2 separate regions of the Homo sapiens genome follow, and region 1 is linked to region 2. The links are chromatin contacts, found by Hi-C or POLR2A ChIA-PET in ENCODE. All regions are on one chromosome and are shown on one strand. Each heading gives the region's core, a stretch centred on a gene start or an enhancer-like site at or near the end of the contact. The rest is flanking DNA. Distances are from core to core; before and after follow the strand shown.

The links. Hi-C counts contacts between places; a loop is a spot of excess contacts on that map. ChIA-PET counts read pairs that join two places held with the same protein, here RNA polymerase II (POLR2A). Pooled maps may share reads with other maps.
Region 1: a loop to region 2 is called in a map of endothelial cell of umbilical vein, with 2.6 times the contacts of the local background. The contact joins two enhancer-like sites. A Hi-C loop is called at or near these places in 1 of 168 maps with a recorded cell type or tissue (endothelial cell of umbilical vein), 4 of 37 single-sample maps with no recorded cell type and 5 of 50 pooled maps. POLR2A ChIA-PET finds 5 or more read pairs at or near these places in 4 of 52 experiments (HEK293, OCI-LY7, activated CD4-positive, alpha-beta T cell and 1 more).

Annotation. Positions count from the first base shown.
Region 1 is chr9:36,727,879-36,734,064 of GRCh38, reverse strand. No RefSeq gene overlaps it. Among named protein-coding and RNA genes, the nearest start is that of MIR4475, 93 kb to the left of the region's middle. Within about 2 kb of position 2,329, at least 3 of the 41 ENCODE cell types and tissues checked have a DNase peak (open chromatin) inside an H3K27ac peak, as active enhancers do; they include OCI-LY7, where a contact is called at or near this core.
Region 2 is chr9:36,662,471-36,667,956 of GRCh38, reverse strand. It overlaps MELK (maternal embryonic leucine zipper kinase), which reads right to left. Exons shown (of 18, transcript NM_014791.4): 14 at 2,376-2,607. Among named protein-coding and RNA genes, the nearest start is that of MELK, 92 kb to the right of the region's middle. RefSeq lists an enhancer at 1,794-1,893. Within about 2 kb of position 1,941, at least 3 of the 41 ENCODE cell types and tissues checked have a DNase peak (open chromatin) inside an H3K27ac peak, as active enhancers do; they include OCI-LY7, where a contact is called at or near this core.

The sequences.
Region 1 (6,186 bases), core at 1,080-3,579, 66 kb before region 2:
CCTGGGCAACAAAGCGGGACCTCATCTTTGTCTCTACTAAAAATCCAAAAAAATCAATCGGGTGTGGTAGTGCACTCCTGTGATTCCAGCTACTCGGGAGCTGAGACGGGGGGATCATTTGCCCCCAGGAGGTGAGGCTGCAGTGGGCCATGATCATGTCACTGCACTCCAGCCTGGGTGACAAAGACCTTGTCTCAAATATATATATTTGAGACAGGGTCTCACTCTGTCACCCAGGCTGGAGTACAGTGGCTCGATCTCGGCTCACTGCAACCTCCACCTCCTGGGTTCAAGTGATTCTCATGCCTCAGCTTTCCGAGTAGCTGGGACTACAGGCGAGTGCCATGGCACCAAGCTAATTTTTTATTTTTTGCATTTTTAGTAGAGATGGGGTTTCATCATGTTGGCCAGGTTGGTCTTGAACTCCTAGCCTCAGCCTCCCAAAGAGCTATGATTACAGGCATCAGCCACCTTGCCCCGACAAAACCCTGTCTCAAATTTTATATATATATATATGGAATTTGTCTGGAGGAAATAATTAAAGATGTAAAAATTTCAGGAATTTTATTCCAGATTCTGCTTACAATAGTGAAAAAAAAAGGAAACAAACCAAATATCTGATCATTAGGGGCTGGTTAAAGTATGATACAACCATTTGATGGAATATTGTATATCCAGTTAAACACATAGGTTCACAAAACCATTAGTAACACAAAATTATTTGTTGTTAGGTTTTCTAAAAAGAAGGCTACAAAATAGTGTGCAGAGTAAAATCTGTGGAAAAAAATTAGTTGAAAGAAATACTCCAAAGTATTGACAATGGAGTAATGAGATTGATAACTGAGCAATGGGATTGTAAATGCCTTTTATCTTCTTTTTGCTTATATGCATCTTCTACATGCTCTGTGGTAGCCATTACATTTTTAATTTTAAAGCAATAAGTTATTTATGGCAATAATAACTATTCTTTCTCTGTCCCCAGGATGAGAGTGATGAACAAATCAGAGGAGCTGAAGAAACCGGACCACATAGTGGATCATAATGTCACTGCCCACCCACGGGCCCTGCCTCTGTTCTGTGTCCCATGTACTTATTTATGACTCCGCCGGGCCTGATCCTGCACTGTTTTCTCTTACAACTATGTACATGCCCATCTCTCTTGAAGAGGTCACTGAAAGTGGAGACCACCACGTCTTGTCATCATCACCCAGTCAGAGCTTGTCCCAGAATGGCTACCCAGTGAATGAATGTCTGTTGAATTACCCTGAATGGCCGTCCCCTAGAGCTAGACTGCTTTGGAGGCACCTCCCTGCCTGCCAGGTACCTTTGGAGGGGTCTGTTAACCTTGTCGGGGCCAGACCCACAACCCCTGTTCTCAGCACCGTTCCTCCTGGAAGACCACCCACAGCTTGCTGGTCCAGGAAAACCTGAACTACAATCAACCCCTCCTCTGTGGGCAGTGGGTGTACAAAGGCTTTCCTGAATATGTGTTCCCTGGAACTTCTTAACCCAGGGCTTAGGTCAAGGATTCTCAGCCCGCTCTACAGACAAGGAAACAGAGGCTCTGAGAACTGGAATAACCTGCCCACAGTAGAACCACTGAGAAGGGAAGGATCTACTCCTAGACCCGAGTCCAGTGCTCTGACCCCATGCTCACAGCATGCTGCTTAGCTCAGAGCAGCAGAAACCCAGATCCAAACAGATTCTGAAACCTGCAGGCAGTGCTGGCTTTGGTCTCCAGCACCACCATTCACTAGCTATTGTTAAAGCAAACTAAATATGGCCTGAGAAGAATTCCGTCCTTCTTTTTTTTTTTTTTTTTTTTTTTTTGACATGGAGTCTCACTCTATCACCCAGGCTGGAGGGCAGTGGCACAATCTCAGCTCACTGCAACCTCCGCCTCCCGGGTTCAAGCGATTCTCCTGCCTCAGCCTCCTGAGTAGCTGGGATTACAGGCACGCACCATCACGCCTGGCTAATTTTTTACATTTTTGGAAGCAACAGGATTTCACCATATTAGCCAGGCTGGTCTCGAACTCCTGACCTCAAGTGGTCTACCCACCTCAGCCTCCCAAAGTGCTGGGATTGCAGATGTGAGCCACCGCACCCAGCCAGAACTCCATACTTCTATATCTGAGTCCTTGTGGACAAACTGTAACCTAGCTTAACAGGCTGACAAGATTGAAAACCTAACTTAGGAGTATGTGCCTGTAACAACAGCTGAGTTTTGTCCAATCCCAGCGGCATACTTCAACCACTCATAGACCACTAAGTGTTTAAACTGTGTTCAAATAAGGCAAACGCCAAACTGTGAGCAATCAACTGTTTCTGTACCTCACTTTCGATTTCTGTACGTCACTTCCCTTTTGTTGTCTATAAATTTGTTCTGACCAGGAGGCATCCCTGGAGTCTCTCCAAATCTGCTGTGATTCTGGGAGCTGCACGATTCTCGAATCGTTCATTGCTCAATTAAATTCCTTTACATTTAATTCAGCTGAAGTTTTTCTTTTAACACTATGTAGCTTGGAAAGTCACTTTCCTTCCCAGAGCCTGTTTTCTCATCTGTAAAGTGGTCCTAATAACCTCTGTCTCAGAGGGTTCTTGAGAGGATTACATGGCATGGGGAAGCTCCTTGCACAAGATCTAACTCTGAGTATGCAATTTCTCTCCCTGGTCAGATGAACTTTTGACAAAGGGCTGCCTCCAGACATGGCTGCCAGGTTGGGCCTTGTTCTATTTCTCCATGGGAATGGCTCTGCCTTCCTGTGTCCTCAGCTCAGCAGGAGCTGCCCAGGAGGTTGGCCGGCAAACAATGCCACAGCCTCCTCCCTCCCCGCCTCCGCCCCTTACCCAAAAAAGGGTTCCAAATGCCTTCTATAGCTTCTTTCCTGGGCAGAGAGGGAGGGTGGGAGTAATGAGAATAAGAGAGGAGACTGACAGAGTTGGTCTCTGCCATGGGCTTCATCATGGATATATCACCTTCTACAGTGCACTGAATGATGGCCCCAGTATCAGGGTCTAATTCCCAGATTAGACTGTGCACTTACCTTATACAGCAAAATAGACTCTGCAGATGTGGATAAATTGAAAATGAGATAGATGATCCTCGATTATCTGGGGGCAGGGGATAAATACAGTCACAAGTGTCCTCATAAGACAGAGGTAGGGGGAGATGTAACACAGGCAGAGGAAATGGTAGTGTGGCCACAGAAGCAGAGATTGGAGAGATGTGGCCCCAAGCCAGGAACACAGGCAGTCGCCAGGTTCTGGAAGCCACGAGGAAAGGAATCTCCCTTAGAGCCTGTGGAGAGAGCATGGCTCCACCAGCACCTCCGTTTCCACCCGGTGAGACTGATTTGAGGCTTCTGGCCTCCAGAACTACAAGAGAATAAATTTCGGTTGTTTGAAGCCACCAGCTCTGTGGCCATTTGTTACAGCAGCCACAGGAAACTGATACACTCACCCTTCCTGAGTCCACATAAAAGCTCTGTGATCCCAAACTCATAAACCCCAAGGACTAAATAAACCTTCCTGTTAAATCATGAAGAAAGGGACTCACTCTGGGATTACCCACAGTTATTTGACATCATATGTCACCTTCTGAATGCCAGAGGGGCCAGTACAGGATCCAGCACAACCTTGGTGTTCTTGGAGAAGGGTCAGGAAATCCCAAAAGTACTTCACCAGCCCCAGAACCCTGTGCCTGGCACAGCTTAGCTGTGCTCATTTATATGCGGGGCAATATGTTTACTTTTGTTTGAGAAAAAAAAAGGGTCCAGATTCTTTAAAAAAGGACAAAAAAAGGTTTTGTCATGGTCCCAAAGAATGCAGTTTTCGGAAATGAAACAGCAGCAGAATGAATTGCAAAGGCTACTGGGCTAGTCTAATGTCTTCCTATATAGGCCAAGAAACCAATGCCCAGAGAGGGGAAGGAAGGGACTTACCCAAGGACACACAGCCAGTCAGCCAAGATGAAGCTGTAACTTGAAACTTCCAGCTCCTCCCACCCTGACACACACACACACACACACACACACTCACTCACTTGGATTCCGAGTACTCCTCAGTTTGCTAACTTTCATCCTCAAGAAGTTTGTTGCATTAGTTTCCAAGGGCTGCTGCAACAAATTACCACAAACTGGGTGGCTTAGAACAACATCAATGTATTGTCCCGTATCTCTGGAGGCCCAAAGTCCAAAATTAAGGTGTCAGCTAGCCATGGTCTCTCCAGGGGAGAAATCCTTCCTTGCCTCTTCTAATTGCTGGTGGTTCCTGGCAATCCCCGCCATTCTGGGACTTATGAGTGCCTTCACATGGCCTTCCCCTCTGCATGTCTCTCTGGGTCTCTGTCTCCTCGTCTTATAAGGACACCCATCATTGGATTAGGGCCCACTAGCATGACCTCATCTTTACTTGATTACATCTGCAAAGACCCTGTATTGCATTCACAGGTTCTGGGTGGACAAGTGTTAGGGAGGGATGCTATTCAACCCAGTATACATCTATTTATGCTCTTTATCTAGACAGATGAGGATCAGGGGTTTGAAAGCCCAGCAATAGCCTAATAATTAAACATCTGAAGGCTTTTCTCTGTGCCCCTCTCTGTCCTCTGTATGGTAGTAACCTATGGCCAGTTCTTTGGCCCTATCTAGCCTGTGCATTTTTTGCAGGCAAACACTGTGTCTCCAGCCCCCTAACATAGCCCAGACACAAAGGAGGAACTTGGAAGCATTTGCTGAACAAATGAATGAAATGAGACATTTGGAAGCACAGCCCAAAGAATGTAATTTCCAGAAGTGAAACAGCAGCTAAATGAATTGTAGCAATGTTGGCGCTCACTTCTCATACTCTTGTAGCCTCCTGCTTTCACAGTGGGCAACTGACTTGCTGGGAGTCCAGCAAATTTCCGGGGAATCTCCCTGTGGGAGTCAGGAACAAAGCTGGCATTTGGCAACTGGCCAGCAGGGGGCAGGATGGTCTCAGGGACAGAGCCCCAGAGGCTGGAGCTTGGCTCCACTTACCCAGCAAGCAAACCCTCCCAGAATCAGAGCGTTTCTGATTGCAAGGACTCTGCAACCTACTCTGACTCCTCTTTGTTCTTCTTTTATTTTCCCTTTTTTTTCTCATTAGGTCAGTACCAATGAGTCTTCTTTGAACAGATAAAGAAAGTGAGGCCCAGACAGGGGAAGGGACTCTCCCAAGCTCAGAGAGAGTTGGGATCCATAACTCCAGACCCCATTCCCTGGGCCAATTCTAGTACTGCCTGCAGGCTTCGGTCTCCCTGGGACCAACTCTAAACAAACAAAAAATAAAAGAGCTTATCAATGAAACTTGGGTCTTTTTAAAGGGGCTGCCCCCTGACTCAACTAAATATACACAATGTATATGCTCCGACCTGAGGATGCCACTTCCAGAAATGTAGCTTACATGCACACAAGGATGTTCATTGTGGCGGTGTTGATAGTAGAGAAAAACTGGAAGCAACATAAAAATTGGAAACAACCACTACAGGACTGCTTTAATAAATGATGACACAGCCAGGCCCAGTGGCTCATGCCTGCAATCTCAACACTTTGGGAGGCCAAGGCAGGTGGATCACTTGAGGTTAGGAGTTCAAGACTAGCCTGGCCAACCTGGTGAAACCTCATCTCTACTAAAAATACAAAAATTAGCCGGGCGTGGTGGCGGCGACCTGTAATCCCAGCTACTCAGGAGTCTAAGGCTGGAGAATCGCTTGAACCCAGGAGGCAGAGGTTGCAGTGAGCCAAGGTCACACCATTGCACTTCAGCCAGGGCAACAGAGTGAGACTCTGTCTCAATAAATAAATAAATAATGACATATCTGTTTTGTGGAATACTGTATAATCATTAAAAATAAATTTTTAGAAGAATATGTATAAAGAAAAAAATTATGCTAGAAAACTGAGGAAATAATACATATTGTACATTCCTAATATTTTAAAATTCCTTGTGCATATAAAATATAATTTGTGGTTCCAGAGGTACTCACTATTTAGTACTAATTTTCTATATATGTATTTTTTAAAATTAGACCTTACAATATTAAAATAAATATATTAATTTTAAATTAAATATATACATAGTTTTATATACACACACACGCACACACATGCACATGCACGCACACACGCACACACACACGCTTAGACCTTAGACCTGGGTAAG
Region 2 (5,486 bases), core at 692-3,191:
TCTCTACTAAAAATACAAAAAATTAACCGGGCATGGTGGTGCGCACCTGTAATCCCAGCTACTCAGGAGGCTGAGGCAGGAGAATCTCTTGAACCTGGGAGGCGAAGGTTGCAGTGAGGCAAGATCATGCCACTGCACTCCAGCCTGGGCAACAAGAGTGAAACTCTGTCTCAAAAAAAAGAAGAAAAGAGAAGAGAAGAGGAGAGAAGAGAAAAAAGAAAAGAAAGAAAAATGCAAAGTGCCAGTGGAAGCTAACAATCATGGCTTCAGCCACTTGCTTCCTTAAGTGGCTCGTGTTTAAAAAGAAACAACCAATAATAGCTTTGACCAACACAATCTTTCTCGTCATGACAACATATGTCAACTGATAATATTTCAAGATTATAAAATAAATTCCAAACTACCCATATTGCAAAACCTTCAGAGTTACACAAAAAGTAAAAAATGTCAATAATGGAAGGGATTATGGCATTAAAATTTTTTTTAAATAAAAAAGCCCTGGGCCGGGCACAATGGCCCACGCCTATAATCCCAGAAATTTGGGAGGCTGAAGAGGGCAGATCACCTGAGGTCAGGAGTTTGAGACCAGCCTGACCAATATGGTGAAGCCCTGTCTTCACTAAAAATACGAAAATTAGCTGAGCGTGGTAGCAGGCGCCTGTAATCCCAGCTACTAGGGAGGCTGAGGCAGGAGAATCGCTTGAACCCAGGAGGCAGAGGTTGCAGTGAGCCGAGATCGCACCACTGCACTCCAGCCTGGGCAACAGAGCAAGACTCCAACTCAAAGAAATTAAAAAAAAAAGAAAAAAAGGGGAAAAAAAAGATCGTTGAATGAGCTAAGGTGAGCTGAGGTCCGTTTTATCTCCCTGCCCAATCTCATGAGTCACAAAGGGTACTGTATTTACAGTAAGAGAAACAACAGAACAGAAAGAGACCCTTTCATTGGGAAAGAATGCAATAGCAGCTACCATTGCAGGGTAGAGGCTATCTCACTGAATTCTCATAACAACCACAGGCAGCGCCACCGCACCCCCCCACACACACACCATCACACACACACACACACACACACACACACACACACACACACACACACACACACAAACACAGACATCATCAGGACACCAAACTGGCCTCACATTTTGGCGGAAAGTGTTATTTGAGTTGATGAAATGGAAAATGACGTTAACATAAAAATGGGACTTCTAGCAAATATTCTGGCAAAGTCTTCCGTAATATCTTTATAGACAAGAAGTTAACCCCTCAAACTGGCTATGAGCTCCATTAGTACACTAGAAGCACAATGGCAGGATGTGGTTTCCCAGCAGTTCACATGGCAATGCTCCAGAGTTTAGGTTTGTTAGAATCTTGAAACTTGAGAAGGTCACAATTGGTGGGGGGAAAAAGGCTAATAAAGTTTAGGTAACATTTTTTAAAGTGACATAAACAGGATCACTGTAAATAAAATTCCTTTGGGCTCTAATTTATTAATTCATTACATAAATATGGCCCCTATTATGTACTAGGCATCAGGTCTAGTACTGTGTACTATGTACCAGACAGGTATGGCCCCTACTACAGACCATGCCATGCTGCAATAAACAAGGCAGAGAGTCTCTACTGTCATGACACTTACCACTCTACCCTAGTGAGACCTAGTCTAGAAAACTCAGTTTAGTTCTAGGCACTGTATTCTAAGAGGCAGTCTGATCAAATAGAATGTGTCCAGATGAGGCCAGCAACCAAAACAGTGAAGTATCATAAAGGAAATGGTTTAAATAACTGCTCATGACTAAATTGAAGAGGAAACCAAGGGAAATGAGGAAGTTGTGATAACTGGACAAAGACAGATATCTGGAAGGGCATCATGGATTCACCCTGCCTGCTGAGGACAGGCAGTAATACCATAGGGCAGAACAGGACCAGACACCACAACTGGAGATCCAGATAAGTAAAGGCTCAGCGGAGGCGTCAGCTTGAGTCATAAGTCGGGGTAAATGGGCATGAAAGGTCTAAACCTGGGTATATGACCTTGGGCAAATCACTTCACTCCTTCTGAGTCTCAGGTTTCTTAGCTGTGAAAAAGGGAGTTGGATTAAATGAGCTCTAACTTGCCTTTCAGCTTTGATATCCTAGGATGCTATGATTCAATTTTATAAACGTGAAAAAGAGGAAAAACTTGGTATCATTTGAGAATAAATTGAAATTGACAAATATGCTTTCATTTTAACTAATGCAAATGACATGATAAAAAACAGCTTCACTTCTCCTAGAAATTCCTGAAAGCAATGCTAGTCATTTCTGACCTGCTATATGTTTACTTAACATGGTAAGAAAAATGAAACTTCTTACTGCTTAATTCACTTAGCAAATACCTTTTGAGGGTGTAGTGTAACGATTTGGCGTAGTGAGTATTTCTCTCTTATGCTGGTTCTTATTAACTGGAGTCTTTGGCTCAGGAAACATAAAGTACTCTTCATTCTTTACAGCAGACTTAGGAGTATATACATTTTCTTTGTTCTTTAATTTATTTGCAGGTGTTCTGCATAAGGCTGGAGTTAATGATTTAGATTCCACCCCATTTGATTCTGTCCAGTACTTGGTAAACTGGAAAAAAAAAGTTACTAGATAAAGCACACTGAAGAAGAAAAGTCAATTTCTTTACAACATTCCTTGATCATTTGCAAACTACCTTGTACTATTTTTATTAAAATGAATTATCAAAAGGATATTATTGACATTAGGAAATTTGAAAATATATAGTTTTCTTTAATACATGTAGATCACTTTAGTCTGTTCTATTGACAGTAATTTTCAACATGATACAGGCTGAGTGTATACACATACTCAGATCCTAGGCAATATTGTGAATGGCCACAAATCAATCACTAAGAAATGCTTTCCATACCTAGATAGTCACGGCTTGCCTCTGACATGTACCAAAAAAAAAGTTTAGTCAGCAATTAGGGCAGAAAAAACATGTTAAACTACTCTAACAGAAATATTGGATAAAAAATACTTTTTAATCCTTTTAAATTTATGGTTGAGCTTGCAAGAGAGTAAGTAAAATCCTGAGAGGCCAAACTAAAAACATGAGAATGAATCCAAAGGAGTAACCAAGGCTGAAACTCTCTGCTGCCCTAAGGGCAGCTATCTTCTGCCTCTGATAACCTATAGCATGTGTTTCTACAGCCACAGAAGCCTTGGGCCTCTGCAAGGTGGTGAGTTAGAACCAAAGCTCCCATGTAAAGCCAGGAAGGGCTATAGCTAAAATTAAAGGCTGAGTTAAATATAAATCTGCTCTTCAAAGGGAATAGGCAAGAAAAAGGGTGTCTTGGTCTTGGTTCTGAGGGAGGAGAAAAATGAAGTTTCTTTTAATAATTTGTAAGTAAACACAGGCCAGTCTTCAGATAAATAAAGGTCCAAATTAATACAACCTGCATGGTCCCAGAAACCTCAAGCCTAAATTTAACTTAAAGTAGTCCTATGCTAAGTTGTGCCCCAGGAACCTGGTAGAAGCACGCACAACTCCTACCTGAAAGAAAAGCTTCACTCCAACCCAACTCAAGCCCTTAACCCAAGCCTCAGATAATTCCCATAGAGTTCAAAGAAAAATAAACCTACATAAAAAATTCCAAAAGACACAAGCACTATGAGCATAAAGATTTCAGATATTAAAATTATCAAATACAGAACATAAATAAGTATGTTTGCATGTTTAAAATAGTGAAACAAAAACATGAGTAAAGAACAAAAGACTACCAAAACTGTTCAAATAGATTTGAAAAAGAATAAAAACTTCTAGAAATAAAAACATGATAAAAATGAAAAGTGCAATGCACATGTCAAATAACAGAATAAAAGAAATAGAGATATTTTAATAGAAATATAAATCCGAAATAACTCTGAATGTAGCCAAGACAGAAAAAGACATACGATACGTGAAAGATGGTTGAAGGAAACAGAAAATGAAATAAAATGTCTAACATAAGGCTATTCTAAGTTCCAGATATACATAGTATGGACAATGCAAAAGCAGCAATTCCCTCTACTTCTTTTCCCAAAGGAAAAGAAATCAATACATCAAAAACATACCTGCACTTGTATATTTATCTCAGTACTTATTCACAATAGCAAAGATACAAAATCAACCCAAGTGTCCATCAACAGATGACTGCATAAAGGAAATGTGAGATAGATAGACAGACAGACACACAGATAGAATACTATTCAACCATAAAAAAGAATGAAATCCTATCTTTTGCAACAAGGTGGATGGAAGTGGAGGTTACCTTAAGTGAAACAAGCCAGACACAGAATGACAAATATTGCATGTTCTCACTCATAAGTGGGTGCTAAAAAAGGGTGTACACGTGGATGTAGAGAGTGGAATGATAGAAAATGTAGACTTGGAAGGGTGAGGAGATGGAAGGGGGTTGGTGATGAGAAATTACTTAAGGGGTGCGATGTACATTATTCAGCTGACACCTTAAAACCTCTCACTTGACCACTATGCATCTAAGAAAATTGTACTTGTACTCTATAAATTTATATAAATATTGTTTTAAAGAAAAGCAGGCTGGGTGCGCTGGCTCACACCTGTAATCCCAGCACTTTGGGAGGCCAAGTCATGTGATCACCTGAGGTCAGGAGTACAAGACCAGCCTGGCCAACATGGTGAAACTCTGTCTCTACTAATAATACAAAAATTAGCTGGGCATGGGGACAGGCACCTGTAATCCCAGCTACTCGGGAGGCTGAGGTAGGAAAATCGCTTGAACCTGGGAAGCAGAGGTTGCAGTAAGCTGAGATCGTGCCATTGCACTCCAGCCTGGGCAAGAAGAGAGAAACTCTGTCTCAAAAAGAAAAAAAAAAAGAAACAAGGAAAAGGAGAAAAAGAAAAAGCAGTATATTATTCAAGAAATTTTCAAAAATTGATTAAAAATACAAATCCCCATACATAGAAAGCATGATGAATCATGAACTGGATACATAAAAGAAATCCACATCTCTATTTACCAGATTATACAACTCCAGAGGACACTATCCACAGAGACACCACACAGATGGTGTGTTCCCTGGAGGTGTGCAACGCAGTAGCCCTAACAGTGAAACTGCAGAACACCAAAAGCAAAGAGAAGGTCCTAAAAGGAGCCAGAGAGAAAAGACAGACTAAAAAGGCACTAGACTGAGGTTGGTTTTTCAATAGCAACAATAGAAGCAAGAAGAAAGTGGAATAATATCTTCAATAACATCCTGTGAATCCATAAATATTTCAAAATAAAAAGTTAAAAACATTCAAGAGCTAATACACTGGACACATCAATAGCATGGAATCCAGGAGGGGTAATCAGAGATTAAGTGTTCTAAGGCCTTCATATTGTTTAGAAGGAAATTAAACATACAGATTCACAGCAGGGTGCAGGGGCTCACGCCTGTAATTCTAGCACTTTGGGAGGCCGAGGCAGGTGGATCACCTGAGGTCA